2 separate regions of the Homo sapiens genome follow, and region 2 is linked to region 1. A link is an interaction called in ENCODE POLR2A ChIA-PET data of the cell type or tissue named here. Cell type or tissue: IMR-90. All regions are shown on one strand. Each heading gives the region's core, and the rest is flanking DNA. Links, peaks and the distances in the headings are about the cores only.

Evidence for each region. Peaks named below come from ENCODE experiments on the same cell type or tissue, not always from the same donor. Only the 100,000 strongest peaks of a DNase experiment are listed, where the experiment ranks them.
Region 2: POLR2A ChIA-PET joins it to region 1 with 7 read pairs; 9 of 35 experiments call an interaction of 5 or more read pairs at or near these places.

What each region holds. Positions count from the first base shown.
Region 1 is chr11:57,308,468-57,313,783 of GRCh38, reverse strand. TNKS1BP1 (tankyrase 1 binding protein 1) reads left to right here. Exons shown (of 12, transcript NM_033396.3): 5 at 1-1,250; 6 at 3,228-5,316. Among named protein-coding and RNA genes, the nearest start is that of TNKS1BP1, 14 kb to the left of the region's middle. RefSeq lists a silencer at 2,304-2,513. In IMR-90, for the core only: no CTCF peak of the experiment used is centred there; DNase peaks (open chromatin) are centred at 2,243 and 2,543; H3K4me3 peaks cover 827 bases; H3K27ac peaks cover 3,031 bases.
Region 2 is chr11:57,407,980-57,413,350 of GRCh38, reverse strand. It overlaps SLC43A3 (solute carrier family 43 member 3), which reads left to right. Exons shown (of 14, transcript NM_199329.3): 12 at 3,230-3,416; 13 at 4,053-4,176. Among named protein-coding and RNA genes, the nearest start is that of SLC43A3, 16 kb to the left of the region's middle. In IMR-90, for the core only: no CTCF peak of the experiment used is centred there; a DNase peak (open chromatin) is centred at 2,850.

The DNA of each region.
Region 1 (5,316 bases), core at 1-5,000:
CCCATCTTCACCCGCCTGATAAGAGTTCTCCCTGCCACTCACAGCTTCTGGAAGCCCAGACTCCTGAAGCTTCCCAGGCTTCTCCCTGCCCCGCTGTGACTCCATCAGCTCCAAGTGCAGCCCTGCCTGACGAGGGCTCCCGCCACACCCCCAGCCCGGGGCTCCCTGCCGAGGGGGCTCCAGAGGCCCCCAGACCCAGCAGCCCACCCCCTGAGGTCTTGGAGCCCCATAGCCTGGATCAGCCCCCTGCCACCTCACCCCGGCCCCTGATCGAGGTGGGTGAGTTGCTGGATCTCACTCGGACGTTTCCATCTGGCGGGGAGGAGGAGGCCAAGGGTGACGCACACCTCCGCCCCACCAGCCTGGTTCAGCGCCGATTCTCTGAAGGTGTGCTCCAGTCACCCAGTCAGGACCAGGAGAAGCTGGGGGGCTCGCTGGCTGCCCTGCCCCAAGGCCAGGGGAGCCAGTTGGCCCTGGATCGTCCCTTTGGGGCAGAGTCCAACTGGAGCTTATCACAGTCCTTCGAATGGACCTTCCCCACGAGGCCCTCGGGTCTGGGCGTGTGGCGGCTGGACTCCCCGCCTCCCTCCCCCATCACTGAAGCCAGTGAGGCCGCCGAGGCTGCTGAGGCTGGCAACTTGGCCGTTTCCAGCAGGGAAGAAGGAGTGTCTCAGCAGGGGCAAGGGGCTGGGTCAGCTCCAAGTGGGTCAGGAAGTTCCTGGGTGCAGGGGGATGATCCAAGCATGTCCCTCACCCAGAAGGGCGATGGGGAGAGTCAACCTCAATTCCCAGCTGTTCCCCTTGAGCCCCTGCCTACAACTGAGGGCACACCTGGATTACCTTTGCAGCAGGCAGAGGAGAGATACGAGTCGCAGGAGCCCTTGGCTGGACAGGAGTCCCCTCTCCCCCTGGCTACCAGGGAGGCAGCCTTGCCCATCCTGGAGCCAGTCCTGGGGCAGGAGCAGCCAGCAGCCCCTGACCAGCCCTGTGTTCTCTTTGCTGATGCCCCTGAGCCTGGACAGGCACTGCCTGTTGAGGAGGAGGCCGTGACCCTAGCCCGGGCTGAGACCACCCAAGCCAGGACAGAGGCTCAAGACTTGTGTAGGGCATCCCCCGAGCCTCCAGGCCCTGAAAGCAGCTCCCGCTGGCTGGACGACCTCCTGGCTTCACCACCACCCAGTGGTGGCGGTGCAAGGCGGGGAGCTGGAGCTGAGCTGAAGGACACACAGTCCCCAAGTACCTGCTCTGAGGTGAGAATGGGCATAGGGAGAATGGGACTTCTGGGGACAGAGGCCAGGGCTTGGGTGGGCTTCATTCTTTGAACATGGATTTTACATGTCGAGAGCTTGGGCTGTGGTAGTGAGCAAGGCAGCTGTGGACCTGCAGATTGTAGCTCTGCAGAGCCACACAGGACGGTGTGTGTGTGGGGTTTCGTGTGAGGCTCTATCCCAGCTCCAGCAATCGCTAGCTGATTGGTCTTGGGAAGAACGTACCTTAACTGCTGGGCTTCAGAGTGCTTTCCTGATAGTAGCATTGGCCTCTTAGAGTTATATTGTGGGTAAATCGAGGTGGAAAGCTCTCGGCACAGTGCGTGGCAGGTGCTGAGTATTCAGTCTCTCATTATGGGAATATCGTTCAAGGCAAAATAGTGTAGCCATTTAGAGCGTGGGCTCCTGGGTTCATCTCCTGGCTCTGCTTTCCTTTGCCCAGGTGTGACCTTAAAAGAGTGACTTTTCTGCCCTCTGCCTCAGTTTCCACATCTGTAAAATGTGGATAACAAGATGAGTTCTACCTCCAAGGGTGTTGGCAAGGGTTCAATGAGCTGTAATGTCTAAAGTGCTAAGAATAGTGCCTGGCTCATCCTAAGTGCTTAAGAAGTGTTGGCTTTTACAAACGTTATTAACATTGAGCTCCAGACCTGCTTTGTAGACAGGCAGCTGGGCCTCAGAGGAGGTTAGCCTTGTGCAGTTATCCAGCAAGTTGGTGGCTGGGCCCGGGCCAGCGCCGTTTCCCGGCCCAGTGCCCTTTCTCCTACCAGGCTGCCTCTGAATTTAAGGGCCGGGGGCCAGGTGGCTTTCGAAATTTATTTCTCAAGCCGGGCCTGGGCTGCAAGGGGCGGGGCTGCAGGAAAGGAGGAGCCAGGGGGCCTCTGGGGGCTGCGGGGCGGGGAGAAGGAGGAGCAGGAAGGGGTTAAGCTGACTCCTGTAGTAGGTGTGTCTGTCCCGGGATGTGGGTGACTCAACTGGCTCCTGGGCGGGGCTGCCCAAGCTGCAGCTGCTCCGGAGGGAGCAGGGCCAGGGTGAGGGAGAGCCAGCGCCAGAGCCGTCGGACAGGTCCCAGCGCGGGTAGCAGCCCAGCTCTATCCCTGCGCCCGGCTGGCCGCACCCAGCAGCCCCAAGGCGGGTTGGGGGCGGGGGGCCATGGCCCAGCCTGGGGATGGGGAGGCCAGCATGTCTATCCTGGAGCGGCTGCTGGCCAACGCTGCGCTGAGGGATGAGGCTGGCCGGCTCCGAAGCCCTGAGCCCAGGGCTCTCCCGCCCACAAGGGTGAGTCAGGGAGCGTGAGGTGGGGGGTGGGGTGCAAGAAGCCCTGGCTGGGATTTTCCCCTGTGCCAGAGGCTGCCCCTCTTGTCTTTCCTGGGCCAGGGTGAGGGCTGAGAGGTCTTCCTGGGGAAGATTGAGCAGACGGCACTTTGGCTGGGGAAGAAGGGCCTGGGTACTTATAGGAGGATGGGGGTCAGATGGGGCATGGGGGAGGACGGGCTGGAAAAGCTGTCATTGGTGTTGGAACCTTGCCTTGCAAGGGAAGTCGCAGAGAGGCTTTGAATCTTGACCTCTCCTAATCAAAAGGAAAGTGCACTGCCTGCCATTCCTGTGTGAAGACCACTCCTCTCCTGGCTGTTAGCCAAGTATTGCCCAAGAGTTGTAAACATGACCATGGGACCATCGATTGAGTGCCCACTGCATGCCAAGCACTATGCTGAGTGCTTGGTCTAAATGATCTCATTTAATCCTCTCACACCAGCCCCATGCAATAGGAATTATCCTCGTTTAAGGATGAGGACGCTGAGACCCAGAGTGGTTAAGTGATTTGCTCAAGGTCACACAGCTTTCTGTTGCCAAAGTGGGGCTTTCAGGCACTAGGCAGCGCTGACTCTGCTGGATTGACTCCCACCCTGATGGAATCTAATCGTTGTTTCTTTGTCTGTTTTTTTTTCTTATTCCCAGGGACTCCTTGGCTGGTCCCAGAAAGATCTGCAGAGTGAATTTGGGATCACAGGAGACCCACAGCCCAGCAGTTTCAGTCCTTCCAGCTGGTGTCAAGGTGCTTCTCAGGACTATGGCCTTGGGGGTGCAAGCCCTAGAGGAGACCCAGGTCTCGGAGAGAGGGACTGGACCAGCAAGTATGGGCAAGGAGCAGGGGAAGGGAGCACCAGGGAGTGGGCCAGCAGGTGTGGCATCGGCCAGGAGGAGATGGAGGCCAGCAGCAGCCAAGACCAGAGTAAAGTGTCTGCCCCAGGGGTGCTCACAGCCCAGGACCGGGTAGTTGGAAAGCCAGCCCAGCTTGGCACTCAGCGGAGCCAGGAGGCAGATGTTCAGGACTGGGAGTTCAGAAAGAGGGATTCCCAGGGCACTTACTCCAGCCGGGATGCAGAACTCCAGGACCAGGAATTCGGAAAGAGAGATTCACTGGGTACCTACAGTAGTCGAGATGTAAGCCTTGGGGACTGGGAATTTGGGAAGAGAGATTCTCTGGGTGCTTATGCCAGCCAAGATGCCAACGAGCAGGGCCAAGATTTGGGGAAGAGGGACCACCATGGTAGGTACAGCAGCCAGGATGCCGATGAGCAGGACTGGGAGTTTCAGAAGAGAGATGTGTCACTCGGCACCTATGGCAGCCGGGCTGCGGAGCCACAGGAACAGGAGTTTGGGAAGAGCGCTTGGATAAGGGACTACAGCAGTGGTGGCAGCTCCAGGACCCTTGACGCCCAGGACAGAAGCTTTGGAACGAGACCCCTGAGCTCTGGGTTCAGCCCCGAGGAAGCCCAGCAACAGGATGAGGAATTTGAGAAGAAGATTCCAAGTGTGGAAGACAGCCTTGGAGAGGGCAGCAGGGATGCTGGCCGGCCAGGAGAGAGAGGATCCGGGGGCTTGTTCAGTCCTAGCACTGCCCACGTGCCGGATGGGGCACTCGGGCAGAGAGACCAGAGCAGCTGGCAAAACAGTGATGCTAGCCAGGAGGTGGGAGGGCATCAGGAGAGACAGCAGGCAGGGGCTCAGGGCCCTGGCAGTGCTGACCTGGAAGATGGGGAGATGGGAAAGCGAGGCTGGGTCGGTGAGTTTAGCCTCAGTGTTGGCCCCCAGCGAGAGGCAGCATTTAGCCCAGGGCAGCAGGACTGGAGCCGGGACTTCTGCATCGAGGCCAGTGAGAGGAGCTATCAGTTTGGCATCATTGGCAACGACAGAGTGAGTGGTGCTGGCTTTAGCCCTTCTAGCAAGATGGAAGGTGGTCACTTTGTGCCTCCTGGGAAGACCACAGCTGGCTCGGTGGACTGGACTGACCAGCTGGGTCTCAGGAACTTGGAAGTGTCCAGCTGTGTGGGTTCTGGGGGCTCGAGCGAGGCCAGGGAGAGTGCCGTGGGACAGATGGGCTGGTCAGGTGGCCTGAGCTTGAGAGACATGAACCTGACCGGCTGTTTGGAAAGTGGAGGGTCTGAAGAGCCGGGGGGAATCGGAGTTGGGGAGAAGGACTGGACTTCTGATGTTAATGTGAAGAGCAAAGATTTGGCTGAGGTCGGGGAGGGAGGAGGCCACAGCCAGGCCAGAGAGAGTGGCGTGGGGCAGACTGACTGGTCAGGTGTGGAGGCCGGAGAGTTCCTTAAATCAAGGGAGCGTGGAGTTGGACAGGCAGACTGGACACCTGACCTTGGGCTGAGAAACATGGCCCCAGGGGCAGTCTGCAGTCCTGGAGAGTCCAAAGAGCTTGGGGTGGGCCAGATGGACTGGGGTAACAATCTGGGCCTGAGGGATTTGGAGGTGACCTGTGACCCAGACTCTGGAGGTTCTCAGGGGCTACGGGGATGTGGAGTGGGGCAGATGGACTGGACCCAGGACTTGGCGCCCCAGAATGTGGAGCTCTTTGGGGCTCCAAGTGAAGCCAGGGAGCATGGGGTGGGCGGGGTGAGCCAGTGCCCAGAGCCCGGCCTGAGGCACAATGGCAGCTTGTCTCCTGGCCTGGAGGCCAGAGACCCCTTGGAGGCCAGGGAGCTGGGGGTTGGTGAGACAAGTGGGCCAGAGACCCAGGGTGAAGATTACT
Region 2 (5,371 bases), core at 350-5,349, 99 kb before region 1:
CATTTCAAATACATCCTTTTACAGTTGGTTTGTTCCAATTAGGATCCATGCCTGGTCCATGCAGTGTATTTGGTTGCTGTGTCTTCTATAGCTTTTAAAATCTAGAACAGTCCTCCCCCCTACCTTTTCTTGTTTATTTGTTGAAGAAACTGGGTCATTTCCCCATATTTTGGATTTGGCGTTGTTTTAATGTGTCATTTAAAAGTATTCCTTTCCTTGGGTATTTCCTGTAAACAACAGGATTAGAAGCTTGGAGGAAACGCAGTTTAATTTTTTTTTTTTTTTTTTTGCCGTGAATAACTCAGTGGTAGAGCTATGGGTTTCCTCTGTTCTCCTGTCAGCAGCCCCTGGTGTCTGTTGTCTTGTTACGATGTTAAGATTGATCAACTGGTTTAGACATTGCGAGTCTGATCCATCCACTATAAAGTTTCCCATCAACCATATACTTAGTGATTTTAGGAGCCATTAATGATCAATGCCTAGGCCCATTATTTCATTAGGATCGCAAAAGGATGATTTTCTTTTCTTTCTTTTTTTTTTTTTGAGACAGAGTCTCACTGTGTTGCCTAGGCTGGAGTGCAGTGGCGTAATCTCAGCCTACTGCGACCTCCGCCTCCCAGGTTCAAGCGATTCTCCTGCCTCAGCATCCCGAGTAGCTGGCATTACAGGCACCCACTACCTGGCTAATTTTTGTATTTTTAGTAGAGATGGGGTTTCACCATGTTGGCCAGGCTGGTCTCAAACTCCTGATCTCCAGTGATCCACCTGCCTTGGCCTCCCAAAGTTCTGGGATTACAGCCACTGCCCCTGGCCAAAAGGATGATTTTCTATTTCTATCTTCTACTTTTAATCACTAGAATTCTTCTAGAAAGAAAAACATTCCTTACTATTTTGTTACCCAGAAATAAATGCTTGGCTTACACATTTATTTACCAGTTTGAAATATGAGTTGGTGCCCTAGTGACCTTCAGGGATGGCTACTAATTGTTTCTTTTATAATATTTCATTTTAAAATATATTTGACATGTTTTAATCTGTTCTGTCATGATTCTTCTTGATGCTCAAATTGTCTCACCTTTGGCCATTGAAAACTTTACCAGCCCAGAATCTGTGTCTTTTAGATGAAATCACATTATTTCTAGAGAGTTTCCTTACTTTCTAACACAATTAAATGTTCAGGTCCATTTCACTAGGTGTGTTTCTTGCCCTAGACATGAAATTGTCATTTTTCCCAACTAGCCCTGGGTTTCTTTAATTGGAAATGGTAGAGACTACAGTCTGGATGCTGAGGTTTTTTATTGCTCCTGGGTTGTCACTGCTTTTGGGTTTTGGATAGAGTTAACATATATATAATTTTTTTATAAGAAAAATATCATAAATACTTAATACTGATATTTTTATTCAAATTTTTATTTCCTTGATTTTACATTTGTAGCCCTTTCTCTTCCTCTGATAAACTTGGTTCCTAACATATGCATATGTAAATGTACATACACATATATAGTATTTTAAATATAATTACTGGTTTTACCAATATTGATGTTACTTGATAACAATACAATTGCTAAATACTGTTGCTACTTCTTTGTTTCCTTTTTTCTGTCCTTCCTTATTCCTTTCTCATCCTTAGGATATATCCCATTAGAGATGTACAGTCAAATTGCCATATTTTCTTCTTTATTTTTAGGGATGAGGTCTCACTCTGTTGCCCAAGCTGGAGTACAGTGGTACGATCACGGCTCACTGCAGCCTCAACCTCCTGGGCTCAAGTGATCCTCTCCCTTCAGCCTCCCAAGTAGCTTGGACTACAGGCATGCACTACCATGTCTGGCTAATTTAAAATAATTTTTTTTTTTTTTTTTTTTTTTTTTTTTTTTTTGTAGAGGAAGGGTCTTTGTTGCCCAGGCTGATGTCTAACTCCTGAGCTCAAGCAATCCTCTTGCCCTGGCCTCCCAAAGTGTTGGGATTGTGGGTGTGAGCCACCACACTGGGCCAAATTACTGATTTTAAGGGTCACTAATTTGGTATAGAGTTATGTTCATTGATTTCATTTTATTTTGTTTCTGATTTTTAAAGATTGTTTTACTTGTTTTCTTCCTATTATTATTTTATTTTATTTGTAAAACATTTACATATCAGACATTTACATTTTCCCAAAGGTAAAACTGTGAAACAAGATATATTCAAAGAAGTTTACTTTCCCTCTCTGTTTCTTGTACCCCTTTTCCTCTTCTTTAGGTAACCATTTTTATTTTTTTAAATATAAACATTGTGTAGGTGTATATACATGTATTAGTCTGTTTTCATGCTGCTGATAAAGACCTATCTGAGACTGGGAAGAAAAAGAGGTTTAATTGGACTTACAGTTCCACATGGCTGGCAAGGCCTCAGAATCATGGCAGGAGGTGAAAGGCACTTCTTACACGGTGGTGGCAAGAGAAAAATGAGGAAGAATCAAAAGTGGAAACCCCTGATAAACCCATCAGATCTCGTGAGATTTATTCACTATCACAAGAATAGCGTGGGAAAGACTGGCCCCCATGATTCAGTTACCCTCCCCCACTGGGTCCCACCCACAATACGTGGGAATTCTGGGAGATATAATTCAACGTGAGATTTGGGTGGGGACACAGCCAAACCATATCAATACATTTCCCTCTCTTTTAGATAAAAGGTAGTATACTGTATACACTATTCTGCAGAGTTTTTTTTTTTTTTGATGTAACTCTATCCTGAGGGTGCTCTGTAGCAGGGACCTCTCATGCCTTTTAACCACTGCCTGGGTCTCCATTACATGGCTGCAGCATAGTTGCCACAGCATTCCTGTACTGATGACTATTTGGATTGTTTCCAGTCTTTTGCTATTACCAGTAGTGTTACAAAGAGGATCTGGCTACATGTTCAGGGTGGGGAGGGGCAGATGTGTAGCCTGTCAGGAGGGTATTGCAGTAATCCATGACTGAGTTAATGGTAGTTTAAAGCTAGGATGAGTCAGTGGGGTTGGAGAGAAGTGGGCACATTTGAATGATATGTAGGAGGTGAATGATCAGCATTATTGATGAGTTTGAGGTGGGGCATGTGGGGAAAGGATTCGAGGATGACTCCCAGGTTTCTGTTGGGACAGTGGATGGATAGTGGCTCCTCCCCTTTTTCCAATCTTCCTTGGCCCTTCGCTGACTTCTGTTGGGTTGGCCTACAGAGAGCTTCTTTTTCCTCTCTGTTCGCCCAGGTTCCTCCACTTTGGCGGTGGCCCTCTGCTCGACGGTGCCTTCGCTGGCCCTGACATCCCTGCTGTGCCTGGGCTTCGCCCTCTGTGCCTCAGTCCCCATCCTCCCTCTCCAGTACCTCACCTTCATCCTGCAAGTGATCAGCCGCTCCTTCCTCTATGGGAGCAACGCGGCCTTCCTCACCCTTGCGTAAGTGGCCTTGGGGCGGGCTCTGTGGAGACGGACACACTGGGGCAAAGAGAAGCTGGAGGTAAAGAAATTGGGAGGCAAGGCGGGGCCTGGAGGCAGTCAGGTGCGGGAGACTGGGTTTGGGGGCAGGTGTGGAGGGGGTGAGACCAGAGGTGGTGGGAAGGATAGAACATTCATGCACTTGAGCCTTTACATCTGCGGTGCCCTCTCCCTCTGTTTTCTACCTGGTGAACTCGTATTCATCCTCTGAGGCCCACTTCTGTTTCAGTTCTCCAGGGAAGAAATGGAAAAGTGTCTTCCCTTCTTTGTGCCCTTAGTACTCTAGTCTTACTTCCTTTGCTAGTGCGTGCATTGTCTGGCATGCCATCCATTTACATGCCTGTCTTTTCTTTCCTGGTGCAGCCTGCATGAGGGTCCTGTCTGTTTTTCCAGGGCCCCGCATGTGCCTTCTTCTGGGTTCTGTGGGTCAAATGTCTGAGCAGAGCTGAAGAGGGAAAGGCCAGACAGGTGTGGTTGGAGGGCAGGCCTAGGACAGGGGAGCTGGGGACAAGCGGCCGACAGCCCCCAGAGGCCAGGCTTCTGCTTGGAGGGAGGGTCCCTGAAGCTCACTGGAACCCCTCTGGTTTCTCTCCCCAGTTTCCCTTCAGAGCACTTTGGCAAGCTCTTTGGGCTGGTGATGGCCTTGTCGGCTGTGGTGTCTCTGCTCCAGTTCCCCATCTTCACCCTCATCAAAGGCTCCCTTCAGAATGACCCATTTTACGTGAGTACTGGGAGGATGGGGATCCCTGGCAGGAGGCCTGGGCCTTAGGCCTTGGCTGCCCCAAATCTGGCTGTGATGGCCTGGGTATGTAGCATGGTGCAGCTTCCCAAAGGGTCTGTGTTATTCAAGTATTTGGGGCAAAAGTATTTGTGTGTGTGGGGAAACAGACATTCTGGAGTAGGGTGGGGAATTCTCACGAAACTTCAAGCAAAATCCTGAGACCTCAAAGGTGTTTCCTGCTTGTGGTGAGTGCAGGCCCACCCTGGCCTCTCCCCTAGGCCCACACAGGGTTTCCACAGTTGGCCCCAGGGACAGGACCTCTGTGCTTTCACCTCTGTGTCCTTACACCTGGAGGGATGCTCTGAGGTCCTGCTCTAGGAGGTGGTCGTGAGTCTCCTGCTCTTTGCAGAAACTGAGGCTCAAAGAGGTTACTTACGTGTTCAGAGGCACCAGCTAAGGAGCAAAAGTCAACTTTGAATTCTGTGTTTTGACTACTGCACAGCTCTATTTGCCTCATTTTTTATTTTTAAAGCAGCAAATCTTAGAATAGGAGTTTAAATCCATCACTTGGAGAAAAGAAAGACTAAATGTTTTTTGTTTTTGTTTTGGAGACACGATCTTGCTTTGTCACCCAGGCTGGAGTGCAGTGGCACAATCTCGGCTCACTGCAGCCTCGATCTCCTGGACTCAAGCGATCCTCTCATCTCAGCCTCCTGAGTAGCTGACACTACAGGCATGTGCCACCATGCCAAGCTTATTTTATTTTATTTTTTTGATAGACACTGGGGTTTCGCTATGTTGCCTGGGCTGGTTTTGAATTCCTGGCCTCAAGCGATCCACCCGTCTCTGCCTTCCAAAATGCTGTGATTACAGGCGTGAACCACTGTGCATGGCCAAAAGAGTAAACTTGAAATCTGAGGCGAATGACTTGATTGTGACATCAGGTGACCTAGTAATCAGCTGTGTATTCTAGCTGGTGCCTCTACCAGCTTCCCATGTGACCTTGAACATGTCATTGAATGCTCGCTAGGCCTCTGTTTCTTTATCTGTGAAATGGGCTTGATATTCCTCCTCTACCCCAACCGATAGTGCAGAATGAAAAGTAACTGAAAGTCCTTCCTCCAGGGCACCATAGTGTCTGGGTGAAAAGTAGAATATAAACTCGGTAGACTTCTGGTCCCTTCATTGGTCATGG